Linked DNA regions of Homo sapiens: region 2 is linked to region 1. A link is a contact called in ENCODE Hi-C or POLR2A ChIA-PET data. All regions are on one chromosome and are shown on one strand. The core of a region is the stretch at or near the end of the contact, and the rest is flanking DNA. Distances in the headings are between cores, read along the strand shown. Region 1 overlaps MYO1B-AS1 (MYO1B antisense RNA 1). Region 2 overlaps MYO1B (myosin IB).

Region 1 (7,369 bases), core at 1,830-4,329:
CACTGAGAGTCAGAACCATCCCAAGCAGTAACTATTTTTATTGAGAGGGATTTGAAATAGGCTTTTAATACAACATTAAAAATACATAATTCAAATCTCATCTGTGTGCATGAAAACAATGAAATCACCTGTGAAACCATAACATTATCAATAAGCTAAATAAAATTGAGAGTAGAGGACATTAAGAATTTAAAAACAAACTTGCTCTCAAAGAGAATATTTTATCCCATATGATCCATACTGCTATGTTCATGACATTTATCAATTATTGTCCATGTTGCCTACATGAGTGAAAGATATGTTTTTAAAATTAGAAAAGCCTTGGAATTACTTCAAGTAAGCTGATTGGAATCCTTCCAGATTCCACATGTGTTCCTATTGACCAGAAGTCTTCTGCCTTGGGAAAGTATTTTTATTTCCCTCTGCCGTTCTAGATGTCCTACAAAGACCTGTATTAGGATGGGAAGCATTTTCTGAATCCCAAAGGAGTCCCCCCATTTGCCTGAAAGAGACAGCTAAACCATGTGTTGAGAGAGGCCATTCAAGAAGATGATGTCTCAGAATAATTTTTTCAAACATTCTATGCATACTTTCTTCATTCAGAGTAACAGTTGCCATATGATAGATAAAATGTGGTTCTAAAGCGCATCATATCATTTTTCTTCTTCATACATCACAAAAGATGCAAAAAAATAAAAATGTCCCGTTTAAGAGAACAACTGCCTGGTACCTAGCCTATTTATTCTTTAAAATGTTTTCTTAAAGTTTACCTCCAGAATTAGACACAGAAACAGCAGAGGCCACTACACTGGCTTGAGATCAATTGCTACTCTTCTCTGGGAAAGTAAATTAATTAAAAGGAAGTGGGGAAAGACTAGGTCCTTGAAATATGAATTCTGCCTGATTTTCACTAACATTCCTGTAACAATAATAACCTAAAACACATTAAGTAGAAAAACTACTTCCATCTAGTGAAAGTATCTTCTGATGTACTAATAAGAATTATATGTGAACTATATGGTAAATTTTTAGGCCAATTAATCATAAAGGTAGTTGGTGCCTGCTCAGGAGTGCTTTCTGTAGTAAAACAGGCAGCCCTTCCCTGGAAAAATACTTTGAGAAATACTAACATTGTGGAACTTTGTTCTGGAACTGAGAACAGGATTTCTCCGGCTGCAACTTTTGGAGGGAGATGATGTTTGAAGGGACGAAATGAGAAGTGGAGTGCACTAAGAATGGCAGGTAATGCCTTCATTACACGCAAATAGTAGGCACTCATTAGATGTTTGATGAATTACATGTTGGAGAATGTTACTAGCGTTGTGTTTAGAGCCATTAGGGATACTCCAGAAGTAATGAGAATCATTTAATTCCCTTAGCTGTGAGTTTATCACTTCTTTCCTTCATTCATTTCATAAGTATTTATTGATGCTTACCATGTGCCAGGGTCCATCCCTGGGGCTGAGAATACACTATGAACGTCACGGACACTGGAGCTTATGGAGCCGACAGGCTAAAAGGTAGAGAGAAACAGGCCAGGCGTGGTGGCTCATGCCTGTAATCCCAGCAATTTGGGAGGCTGAGGCAGGTGGATCACTTGAGATCAGGAGTTCGAGACCAGCTCGGCCTATGTGGTGAAACCCTGTCTCTACCAAAAATATAAAAAATTAGCTGGGCGTGGTGGCAGGTGCCTGTAATCCCAGATACTCAGAAAGCTGAGGCAGGAGAATTGCTTGAACCTGGGAGGTGGAGGTTGCAGTAAGCCAAGATGGCGCCATGCACTCCACCCCGGGCAACACAGCAAGACTCCGTCTCAAAAAAAAAAAAAAAAAAAAAGGTAGAGAGGAGCAAAACAAAACAAAAAAGCACAATCATAAGCTAGTCAATAACCACAAGTAGTACAAATCTTCCTGGCTCTGGTCCTGTCTGCACTGAGATTAGGACCTGCACAATGTGAGAAGCAACAAAGAAGGCTTCTCTTGGGAGCTCTGCCCACCCTGTTCCCTGTCTTATGGGGCTGACCGGCCCAACCTTCAACATCTGAAGCACTCAGTTAAAAAATGAGATTTAGAAGAGGACCACAGCACTGGGTGCGGGAGGGGGGGGACCTGTCAGGATAATAAACACATGTTTTATGCTTCTGTTGAAAATACTCATTTAGGTGTATTAGGTTTTAGTTATACTTGGCCATATCTGCTATCAGAATAATCAGACAATTTAAAGTGAATTGGTTTCCTTGAGAACAATGGATTTATGACTGGTTCTGTAGAACAGTGATGATCATACAGTTCTCCTGACTTTCCTCTCTCCCCTCCTCCCCACCCTTTATCATCACTCTCCTCTGTTTTGCCTTATATAGTTTAGTGAAAAAACAAAGTCTGGAGTCGACATTTTCAATAAGCTTAGCCCATCTTATTCTCAGATATAGATAACTTCCACTTCATTTGTGGTTCTGTTAAAAGGGTGCCGTATTCCTCTAATTTTCTATGTTAAAGTGTAATAATTTGCTTTTGATATATAAGGTTTCTTTACCATGCAGAAGGAGGAAGCTTAAGTTTGGCTGCATCTATTCCCTGTGGTCCTGGTTAGGCATGCCCTTTGGGTATTATATATGTATGTTGAGGGAAGTCCCCGAGCAAGGGATTGCTTGAAACACTCTGAAGAGGTTTAAAATTAATTTTAACATTGCACCACATATTGGAGGACATAGGACATACTTTTTTTTTTTTTTTTTTGAGACAGGATCTCACTCTTTCACCCAGGCTGGAGTGCAGTGGCACCATCTCAGCTCACTGCAACCTCTGCCACCCCAAGATGATTAAAATCAGATGCCTAAAATCTGACTTTAGGCATTAGATTTTAAATGTCTGTGCTGTTGAACTGGAATTCACACTTAGGATTCAGATGTTTGGATATTATTGCACAGCCTGTGTTGAACCTATTTTGCAAGTGGATCCATTGTTGCATGTGTGAACCATTGTTACCTCTCCTATTAACCGGTGTGACCAGATCCTGAAGAACATGGGTATGGGATGGAGCCAATCTGGCAGCACTTGGGGATGGCTTGCTTATTCCTTGTTACTCCCCTGGGCAGGATCATGCAGAGTCGGATGATAGCAGAAAAGCCAGGCAGCTGTAGGAGAGCAATGCCAGGTGGCCCAGTTCCATGCCAGACAGGCGGAAGAAATGCTGTTGGAGCACACTAGGGTACAACTCCAGGCCACACAACGTAGGCGTGGCAGGCCGGAGAACACCAAGAGCAACAGACTTCTCAATTAGAAAGGAGGTGGCTCTTGTGAAAGAAATGTGTCTGTTTGTCTGTGAATTAATAATCAGGACAGAATGTCAGTTGTTACAATCAAAAGCTGTGGCTCAAATTAAAGAAAGGCCTTCACACAATGTAGAAAGAAGACTTTTGACACTTACTAAAGTGCATTGTTAACATGGCCCCTAGAATAAAATACCTCTGCTGGGCACAGTGGCTCATGCCTCTAATCCCAGCACTTTAGGAGGCCGAGGCAGGTGGATCACCTGAGGTCAGGATTTCGAGACCAGCCTGGCCAACATGGTGAAACCTCGTCTCTACTAAAAATACAAAAAAATTAGCTGGGCATGGTGAGAGGCGTCTGTAATCCCATCTACTCGGGAGGCTGAGGCAGGAGAACTGCTTGAACCTGGGAGGCGGAGGTTGCAGTGAGCCGAGATGGCACCATTGCACTCCGGGCTTGGGTGACAGAGTGAGACTCTGTCTCAAAACAAAACAAAATAAAAGAATAAAATGTCTATACACTCTGAAGAGATTTAAAATTAATTTTAACATTGCACCAAATATTGGAGGACATAAGATGTATTCACCTTTTTATAAAATTTTTTTGAGACAGGGTCTCACTTGTTTGCCCAGGCTGGAATGCAGTGGCACAATCTCAGCTCACTGCAACCTCTGCCTCCCTGGTTCAAGTTATCCTTCCACCTCAGCCCTGCAAGTAGCTAGGACCAAAGATGCTCACCACCATGCCTGGCTAATGTTTGTATATTTTGTAGAGATGGGGTTTCACCATGTTCCCCAGGCTGGTCTCGAGCTCCTGAGCTCAAGCGATCTGCCCACCTCAGCCTCCCAAAGTGCTGGGATTACACCGTGCCTGGCCATATTCACCTTTTAACTGCATATTCCTGTCATTTTTTAAAATTCCAGCGTTCTGTGATACAGTAGTTATCTAATGATTGTCTGGATGGTTCTGTCTCAGGGTCTCTCATGAGCCTGCATTTGAGCCCTGGACTGGGGGTGCAGTCATTTGAACGTTTGTCTGAATGCTTCTGAGATGGCTCACTTAACACGGCTGCTGGCAGGAGGCCTCAGTTCCGTACCACATGAACGTCTCCAAGGGTTGCCTTAGTATCTTCACAACATGGCGTCTGGTTTTTCCCAGAACAAGTGATCCAAAGAGCCAGAAGCCACCATGTGTTTTATTACTAATCATGAAGACACACACACACACCACCACTTCTGTCATATTTTAGAAGTGAGTCATTAGGCTAGCCCACACTTAAGTGATGGGTGGGAATTAGGTTCTATCTTTTGGAGGAAAAACTGTTGAAGAATTTGTGGACACATTTTAAAACCTCCACATATAGTATTCATCTAGGATGTCAGGAAATGTGGTGTAGTCAAGACTGGGTACAAGAATTATGAGACCCAGAGCAAAATAAAAACGCAGGACCCCTCTTTAAGAGTTTCCAGACAGTGGTAACAGAGCATTAATCCAAGTGTGGGTCTTTTGAGGCATTGGGCCCCGTGCTATGGCCCAGGTGCCACCCCAAGAAGCCAGCTCTAGCTATAGTGGTTAAGGGCATGAGCTTTGAAATTACGAGTTTGAGTCCCAGCATACAAATTTGAGTCCCACTGCATACAAATTATGTAACTCTTGGGAAATTAATCTAGCTGAAACTCAACTTCCATTTCTCTAAAAGGGGTATGATTAATTTATCTATCACTTCGGATTCTTGTGAGCATTAAATGAAGTCAGTATTGTGCCTGGCTTATTATTGTAGGCATTTAATAACTTGTCAATATTATAATGATTACCTTTAAGGAGCTTTAGTGGTAGAGAAGAAAAAAGGATTGAACTGATAACTCAGATTGGTGATTTAGCGGATTATCATAAACTCCTTAAAGTGGGAATAGCACCTTGTGCTCTCTGCAGTACCAACATCTCTTTGAATTAGCATGGATTCATGCATTCATGAATTTGAAAAATATGGCCTGCAAGCTACAACGAAAATGGCTAAGAAGATGTATTTCAGAAATGGCACATTTTCAGCATTCTAAAAGGTAGGACCAAAGCGACTATTTTAAGAAAATCCACATAAGAAGATCAATATTTCATTGGCTGTTGTAATATTAGGCATTTATCAGCACATTAGAAATGGTTGCCATGAACTACTTTCTATTAATAACTTGGTTGAGACTGAATATTAAACGGGAAACTTCTCATAGCAATATTCTCTTTGGGTGGCTCAAACAACAAAAACAAAAACTATTCCTGGATGAAGTCTTCATACTGGCAAAATTATTTCATGAAACACTTTATAGCTTCAGACAGGCCTCTGCTTCCTTTCTTATGCTGCTGAGCACAGCTCAGTAAAAGCCAGCAACAATCCTATGTCATTTGTACAAACTCCTCAGCCACAGCTCAGGTATGCCAGGGCGGGCGCTCTAGCAATCCCACTTTGAAGGTTCTATTTCAAACCAGATAACTGGCCTTTTAAAAGTTGATTGTTTTCATAAGGACTTTCTTCTATTAAGCTCTTAACCAAAGCATATTGCTGGGCCAAGACATCTTTAATCATCTGGCAAAATCCCATGCACCAGCCCATGAAGTAGAGTCCATGGAACCCAGGAAGTATAGTATGGGCTTTGAATTACTACTGACCTGCTGGGAGAGTTAATGCAGGTTCCAAAGGTGCTGCACCTGCCTCTTCTGAAAAGATGGTCTCATCAAAGATTTGAGTAAGGAAAGCAGGCAGAGGTGCTGGTTATTTATCTGGATGAGCAGCCAAACAGGAAACATTAAGAAATATAGCAAGAGTTGGGTTCTTTTCACAAACACATTAACATCAGAAAAATAAACAAGCCAACTTAAGTGTGATTAGAGGTTTTTTTCCCCCTTAACTCTAGGCGGCGTTGTGTTCTTAGCAATAGTCTTCTTTTTCTCAAAGAACTTTATTTATTCCCCAATCCAAAATTAGTTCCTTAATTTGAAACAGCCATAAACAAACATTACTAAAGAAATCCCTTGGGCTCTTTTCTCCCACACCCTATCCCCCCACACACATTTTTTCTGCTGCTTTGTTTGTTCTCAGTTCTTTTTCCCTTTGTGCTGAACAGAAGGGCCTGCAGTGATTTGGCTTTCTGAAATCCCTTCATAAGTTTCTTGAAAGATATTTAAATTCCATTTTGACAGGAGAGAATTAAATTCACATTAATTTCCATCAATAATGAATTCAATCTAAACAAACTTCAGTAACATCAAATTACGGATTTTAGTTCTCTACTGGTTCCTAAGGTTGCTTGCAGCTCTCTAATTCTTTTATCGGCCTATTCTAGCCTACTGCTGTTCCTGGAGTATGAATGGAGCCTCTAATCAGAGCAGCTGTCCCAGCAACCTTGGAGAGATTCCCTTGCACCTTTTCCTCCACTACTCCTCTTCTCATTTTCTTCTTTATTTTCAATCTTTGCCAACCCCCTTTTTCCTCCCTGTCTTTCTTTGTTTCACCTCCATTTCCCACTCCATATCAATGAAGAATCCCATAGTGATTTGGCTTTCCTCTTCAAACCCATCCCAACATCATCTTCATAAAAGGGAATGTGCTGGTGATGTCCCTGGTTGCTCTGGCCTTTCCCCTGCTCTGCTGTCTATCACAGGGGACTGCATTTTCCAGTTCCCTTGCCCTCTGGCTTCCACATAGGCTGAACCAAAGGGAAGCATAAACAGAAGACTGGAGAGTGGGAAGAGGGAGGAAGCCAGGGAATTTCACCTCCTCTCTGCCTGTTTTGATGGTGTCTCTGGCAGTGGCTGCTTCTCCTCTATGATTTTAGCTGCTGGCGAACAGCCCCTCCCTTCATTGTCTCAGCATCTGTCAGGAATGCCCCGCACTGTGCTTCTGACTTCTCCTATCTTCCAGGCTTTGGTAACACCATCTTCTCCCTGAGTTTCTCCAGCCCTGGGGGAGTTAGTGGCTTCTGACTGTTGTTATTCTTTCTGTTACCCCACTTCTTAATTCCTGGGTTCTGCTTCTTCCATCACAGGTATGACAAGTTCTTGGCCAGGCATGGTGGTTCATGCCTGTAATCCCAGCAATCTGGGAGGCT
Region 2 (7,369 bases), core at 1,245-3,744, 37 kb after region 1:
TTCTTACCAAAACTTTTCTTGGGAAAATTTGTTTTATTGCTCCATACGTGGTCAAGGTAATTAACTTTAAAAATGGATTTTCCTATAGCTTTACAGGTTATTAACATGTGCTGTATTCAAGGAGAAAAAACTGTGTGTGGGGGTGTTGTCAGTATGTCTCCTTATATAAATATATGAAGTAACTGCTGTATCCTGTAGAATATTTGGAAATTAGCAGAACTATTCAAATTTAGTTAACATTTATAAATGTGAATTTTATAAACAAAAATTTCAGTAAACATTTTATTTGTGACTTAAAAATGATTAGTTATGGCATGTCTTATAGGTTGATTTGTTTGTAGTGTCTTTTGTTCTTCATAAATACTTCAGAATGTATTTAAGGATATGTAAGAATTATGGTGCCTTTGATTTTAAAAGGAATGCTTCCAACATTAGAAAAACCAGAAATTGACCTAGAAAATGTTTCCAAATTCTAATATAATTGTTGATTTTAATCAGTGTAGGTGAAATAACCCACTGCAGCAGTTTAGCTATTTTCTTTAAAAATTATTTCTCAATTTACATTATCAGTGTCTTTTTTGGAACATCTTAGCTATTTTTGTTTGATCAATTCTCAACTAATAAACATTCATGAAATCCTAATGTAAATGTATAAATATCTCTGCCTTTGTTTACATAGTTTATTGGACTTTATTTTAGTGGATTACTGCTTGAGGAAGCTTCTGAATTTTTATTATTCTAAAAAACTTTTTTAAACCTTGAGTATGAAGGCATTACCAAAGCTTCACTGTTGAGTGATGCATATTTTTTCCCCTCCTTTACATGTAGATTACTTAATTTGTAATCTTTAGACTTTTTTTTTTTTGCTTTCCTAACTAGGTGAATTTTTAAAAGTAGCCAGTTCCATTTTGTAGCTAACCATGTATTGTAAACACACAGAAAACATGCTCAAATGTGCCTTGATGGCCTAACTTACCTGGTTATTCTGTGCATCTTTCTGTGCTGTGTATGGTTGCACTCTTAATATATTTTATTTTGGTTATGAGATCAGAATAAAGAGAGCTGCTTTCCTTTGCCTCTGAGTAATGTCACTGAGAGAGATTCTTGTGGTCTGGCATTTGCTGGCTTTTTGGTTTTTAACATTCTCTATAACCAGATCTAGGATGCATGCTCATCCCAGAATGAGCAAACTCAGTCTTTCCAGAGTTGAGCCTTGTTTTTTTTTGTTGAATCAACAGCGTTGGAAGCTGGGACAAGATCCTAGGAGATGATGTGTTATACGCTTTGTGAGGAAACTGAGGCTTGAAGGTGGCAGTGTGCCCAGTGTCTCACTGTGAGCTAGCTGCAGAGCTGGGCCTGCAACTTGGATCTTGTGGATGTTTTTTCCAGAACCACTGCAGTAGTCGTTGTAACCTATGATCTGTTGCAGAATGCCAAAGCTGTTGTTTTCTGGAGGGATAATTTTCTTCCTTAACCTACAAACAAGAATAGTGCACTAAATTCAGTACATTTCTCTCCATTGTCACTAAAAGAGCCTGAACGATGGGAAGGCCCCTGTTTTTTTTTTTTTTTTTTTAAAGAAGGCCATTCTGCCATAGTGTATCCCAGGCTGTTTTATGTGAGTGTCTTTGTTCAGAACCAATCCGGAGTGGCCTCCAAAACTAATGGGTAGAGGAAACCCTATGTGAGTGCCTACCAGGTGCAAATCACTGTATTTTTAATTATAATGAAGGTGTACCTTGAGTGATTGCATGATCCGATCAGGCATAAAGAGAACAGAGGAATGAATCTACAAGTGGTGTAAGACTTTGTTGAGGATCTTAGCACATGGAATGAGATTGAGACCCTCTGATTAATAAGCTGATTCATTTGGAAGGGAAGTTGGTTTTCCTCTGGTGGCTATATTCAATTCAGTAATCACCAGTCTTTCTTGGCGTCTGTGCACCCACCAGGAACAAATCAGAGTCGGGTGTGCCAGTTATATTTGAACAGTTTTACGTTCACTTAGGGGTTCCGGGGTCTCAGGTTTGCCAATCTAAACACATTGACTTCTTGGAATTTTTAAAATCTGCCTCGAAGGAACGCATTGAAAAGTCCGTGCGTTATAATTAGCATGTTCCCCTGTACAGCTGAGTTTGTGTTTCTGGATGTAACAGCGGTTTATAGTTTTTGGCTGCCTCGTCCCTCAGGAATTTGTAGCCTTTTTTCAGACGTTAGCTCATTAATTCTCCAGTCATTGTGAGCTGTATAGCATGACGACCGGTTCCCCTACAGCTGGGCTGCATGCTGCCCATTCTGGACCTTCTAGGGTTGTGGCAGGTGGGGGGTCCATGTTGAGGGGGTGGAGAGGGAGGCAGGGCATGACTTTCAGACCCAGCCTTGGAGTGGGGTGTGTGCTCTCTGAAGTTGACCTGCCCTTTGGCAGCCATTCCTGCCATGACTCTGTAGAGCTTCCTCCGGGAAATGACTGTAGGGACAGTGGTGTTGGCTGCATTTCCTCCTTAGGGTGTTAAACCTCATGTAAGATCAACTGCAAATGAGGTAACTCACTAGGTTAGTTACCTGGACACACCTGCTAGGAGACAGGACAGAAGAGTAGGTAAGCTCTTCAGGGTGAGAAGAAGAAAGGGGCATTGGAGAGGGAGAAATTCATCTAATGAGTTTGCTCTCTCAGTCAGGCTACATAACAGCCCTGTGGAATAGATATTGTCATCCCTGAGTTTTTAGATTAGAAATTTGAATTCCAGAGATGAATTCCTTTGGATTCCAGCCTGGGTCTGTGGCTCCACAGCCTGTGCCGTACCACAATGGGGTGGATCGAAAGGATCCTTGGTGGTAAACTATTGCTGCAAGCCTTCTGTAATATAGAAGCAAAAACTCTTTGAAAAATGGTGCAGTGTTGTGAAGAGCTTGGTGATTTAGGAATTAGACTGAAGGGTATATGTAATAGAATAGGTGTGAAAGACCATTTTCAGACCCGTCAGAAAAGCTTCATCCTCGCCCTGGCTCTTCTAGAAACCAGCTGGCTCCACCGCCTTCTTTTTTAAAGGAAGGTTTTGCCTGGGATTCTAAGGTCTCTCTCCTTGCTCTTTAATTATAAACAAAGGCACTTAGAAATTTTGCCCTTACGTCACAAGTGAGAGTTGGTAACTGGTAATCCAAAACCTTCCATGTTGTTATAGCAGCCGCTGTTATTTTTGACTCAATTTCTTCTAATTAGTCTAGATGGTATATTTTGTCATTCTCACTTTACACAGTTGGGAAAAAACTTTTTTCCCTCTCGTCAGTTTGCAAATTGTAAGGTTCTAGATGCTGTCTTTCAGTCCTTAATCACTGGCCTGTGCCTGGGATTGAGGGTGGTTGATTAAGGGTATCTCCTTGTTGATGACTTTTATTGATGTAAGGCCAGCTTTTCTATACTCAGACAGAAACAGACCTTGATCTTGGTGGTGCCTGTCCCTCTCTGCCTATGCAGAGACAAAACCTAGGGTGTTAACCCTTAGATAACCAGAATGTTGAATTAATAGCCCCTCCCACTCACAGCTTTTTAAGGTTGGAGTCAGGTATGGCAAATGGGCTTCCATTTGCTTTTATCCATTTGTTTGTTTTCACTTCCTGTTTAAATCTATTGGATTTCTTCATTGCCTGGTAATTTCATGTCCTTTGTATTAGCCAGAATTTGAACACAAGTCAACAACATACTATATGGAAATTGCCCAGTAGTTGTGCCTATTTCTTCCATAATCCAAGATTTTAACAAAAGCCCTCCTACTAGCATTCCATTAGACATTTTCAGCAGAAAGCTTTAGAGAAAATGAGGTGAGGGGTTTCTCAATATATAGTTGGCTTTCACAGTGAATTTAAGGATTGGAAAATGAGAGAATTATAATTGGTGAGGTAAATGCCATGAATAGACACACCTTATATAAATATCTTTAAGCAAGTGTGTAGGTAGGAATGAAAATCAGCCATCACCTAAGTCTTTCCACAAATGCATGTCGGGGCACTCACTTTCTCCAATGCTTTAGGGAGCCCTGCAGGGCACCCCGTGTGGTTCTGTGTGGCCCACCAGCCCCATCACCTTTGAGAATAATGCTGCTTGAGTAAATTGTCCTATAGAATCCAGTTTTCACCCAGTTTGCGTTTTTGGTTGGTAAATACTAAGGAAGTGTCTTGTCCTTTGGTTTCTAACTTTAATCCTTCATGAGGACATTCCTGGTGTGTCATCGAGGCTCTCTGATGGTCCTTTGCCAGTTATGACCTGGAGTGGAAGGGTAGCGATGATGGAAACCGTCCTGGACAGAAGAATGGGCTGTGCCTGTCTAATATGCATTTATTTATTCATTTTCTTTCTACACACCAGAGCCCTGTGTGTCAGCCACGCTGTTAGGCATGGGGCTTGTGCACATTGAGAACTTAAACCTCCCTTCTCCAGGGGAAGAGCAGACAAACAAACTCACAATTGTGAGGGAAGGGAAGTATTTTGGCATATTGGTCTGATTGAGCTGCTGTAACAAGATACCATGGACCGGGTGGCTTAAAGAACAGACATTTATTTCTCACAGTTCTGGAGGCTGCGGAGTGGGAGATCAAGTTGTTGGTAGATTCAGTTTCTGGTGAGGGTCCTCTTCCTGGCTTGCAGATGGCTGCCTTTTTGATGTGTCTTCACACTACAGAGAAAGAGCGAACCCTGGTTTCTTTTTTTCTTATAAGGACACCAATCTCTTCATGGGGGCCTCACCCTCCTGACTGCATCTAAACCAAATTACTTTCCAAAGGACCCACCTCCAAATATCATCATACTGGGGGCTAGGGCTTCAACATAATAGATTTTGGGAGGACGCAAGCATTCAGTCCGTAAGATTTGGCTTGCTCACAGCATGTCTCCTATGAGGAATGGTTATTGACACTGGTTTAAGTTGGGGGGTATTTATGTCTGACAAGAGGCTCAGTGGAACCTCTCGAGGGCCTACAGCTAGAACCACTCTGGGCAGCAAAGGCAGCTGTTCTGTCTGCCTGCCATGGTCTGTCACCATGCTTCATTCTTCTCTTCAGATAGGCTTCCTCTGGAGGAGTCTGGGAAGGTTCACCCGCATGATAGCTGTTCCCTGGATCTCTATGAGCTCCATGCTCTGCTGCCCACAGCCACCTGACTGTGGTGTCTGTGTCCTGCTGGCAGATCTTTGGAAGCTTTGTTTGGGCTGGTGTATACCCACCACTCAGTTAGCTGTGGTCTGGCTGAAGGTGCTGTGGCAGGCCTTGGCATCTTTGTGTGTGTGTAAGTGGGGACTGTGCAGGGGAGAGATTGGACTAAGGAGAAAGGCTGTGGAATCATGTGTTCTCTGCTAAGGAATTTCTTTTTTAACTTGGTAAAATATACATAACATAAAATCTACCATTTTAACCTTTTTTAAGTGTACAGTTTAGTCACATTAAGTGCACTCCCACTGCTGTGCCGCCATCACCACTATCTCTAGAGATTTTTCATTATCCCAAACTAAAACTGTAGCCGTTAAATAGCACCTCCTCATTACTCTCTCCTCCCAGCCCCTGGTAACCACCATTCTTTTTGTCTCTATGAATTTGACTTTTCTGTGTACCTTATATAAGTGGGATCGTATATTTCTACTCTTGGGACTGGCTTATTTCACATAACTTAGTGCCCTCAAGGTTCGTTGATGTAGCATGTATCAGGATTTCCTTCCTTTTTAAGGCTGAGTAATGTTCCATTTTGTGTATGTACCATATTTTGTTTATCCATTCATCCATTGATGGACACTTGGGTTACTTATACCCTTTGGCTGTTGTGAATGATGCTGCTATGAACATGGGTGTACCAACATCTGTTTGAGTGCCTTCTTTCACTTCTTTTAGGTATATACCCAGAGGTGGAATTTCTCGGTTACGTAGGGAGTCTGTGTTTAATTTGTTGGAGGCTCTGCTAAAGAATCATAATGCTGGCTGAAAGGCACTGGAGAGTTATTGAAGGGTTTGAAGCAGGTTATGCCTAATCAGATTGTGATTTGAAAAAGTAACTTGGGTGGTGTGGGCTGGGGAAAAGGAAAGGGCTGGCAAGGCTGTGGTGGCGAGACAAGGCAGAGAGACCCCTTAGAAAGCTCTTGAGGGGAAGGGATAGAAGTGAGCTTAATCAAGGTGATACAGTCAGTGAGACAGATTGGATATGTGGGAAGGAAGGAAGAGACAGGGAGAAGCCAAGGATGAGAACCTGGATGGATCAATTGTTATTTTGTGGAATTTAGAGGGAGTAAGATTTTTCTTGTTTTGTTTTTTATATTTTGGTGTGGGATGATTGATACAAATTTTGGAAATGTGTTGAGCTGTTAGACACAGCCAAGTGGTAGAGATGATTGGTAGGCAGGCTGTCGATAATATGGGTTGCTAATTTGGGGTAAAGGAGAAGGTAAGAATAAAGGAGCAGATGGCCATGCAATTTGGCTGAATTTAAAAGTGGTGGGGGCATTATGGATGCAGCGCCACAATTTCAGCTCCTGAGGAATGATGTCACATTCCTACCTTGAGACAACATATCAAAATTTACAAAACAAGGAAAGGTGGCCAATTCATTGGTTGTAAAAAGGAGCTTTCAAAAGGATTCTAATAAGTTCAAAAGGATTTAGACCGAAGCATAAGGATGTTGAATTTGGCTTATAGTCTTTTTGCTCATCTATATTTTCTAGTTTTTTTCTATAGTGAACATGTATTACTTTTAATTATTAAAAAGTTCCTTGAAAATTTCAAAAGTGGCCTATTTTCTTGACTTTTCTATTGGACCGTGAGTTCCTAGAGGGTGATGCAGGGAGGGGGAGGTACCACGATGTTCACTGTGTTCTTAGCACTTTACACCATGCCAGCAGCACAACAGGCCTCAATACTGTAAAAGCTGGTTGAACTGAATTGAATGGAAATTTAATCTAACCCCTCTCAGAGAGATGAGATTCGGTGCTATTTTAAAAGATCTAGGAAGGAAATTCCAGTTTTTCTGACTCCCTTAGCTCATTATATTAGGTACTGAACCACATCCTACAGACTTGGCTCCTCTTTTGCCTTTGTTTTGCCATCAGGATTTGCTGAGAGTTACTGTGTTCATGAAATCTTGCCACATTGGCTCCATTTTCTTACCTAAATATGTTTCTCATGCTATTCTTAAAAGCATTAGTGATCTTGTTGGGAGCCAAGTAGCTCAATTCTGTTTCCTGCCCTTTGTTGATAATATGTTTTTGGAGGAATGGATCAAAGTGGCTTGAAGCCACTGTCATTGTTTTGCCTTCTGGTCTGCTGTGACCAAACCAAAGGATGGCAGCTGTGAGGACGTGCATTGTTGTACGACTCAGTTGTCAATCGGAAATTT

Evidence for each region. Hi-C counts contacts between places; a loop is a spot of excess contacts on that map. ChIA-PET counts read pairs that join two places held with the same protein, here RNA polymerase II (POLR2A).
Region 2: a loop to region 1 is called in a map of endothelial cell of hepatic sinusoid, with 5 times the contacts of the local background. The contact joins two enhancer-like sites. A Hi-C loop is called at or near these places in 1 of 168 maps with a recorded cell type or tissue (endothelial cell of hepatic sinusoid). POLR2A ChIA-PET finds 5 or more read pairs at or near these places in 4 of 52 experiments (Caco-2, RWPE1, T-cell and 1 more).

What each region holds. Positions count from the first base shown.
Region 1 is chr2:191,225,937-191,233,305 of GRCh38, forward strand. MYO1B-AS1 (MYO1B antisense RNA 1) reads right to left here. Exons shown (of 4, transcript NR_186085.1): 3 at 5,931-6,041; 4 at 3,229-3,318. Among named protein-coding and RNA genes, the nearest start is that of MYO1B, 16 kb to the right of the region's middle. Within about 2 kb of position 3,080, at least 4 of the 41 ENCODE cell types and tissues checked have a DNase peak (open chromatin) inside an H3K27ac peak, as active enhancers do.
Region 2 is chr2:191,263,631-191,270,999 of GRCh38, forward strand. The region is part of intron 1 of MYO1B (myosin IB); the gene reads left to right. Among named protein-coding and RNA genes, the nearest start is that of MYO1B-AS1, 21 kb to the left of the region's middle. Within about 2 kb of position 2,495, at least 2 of the 41 ENCODE cell types and tissues checked have a DNase peak (open chromatin) inside an H3K27ac peak, as active enhancers do.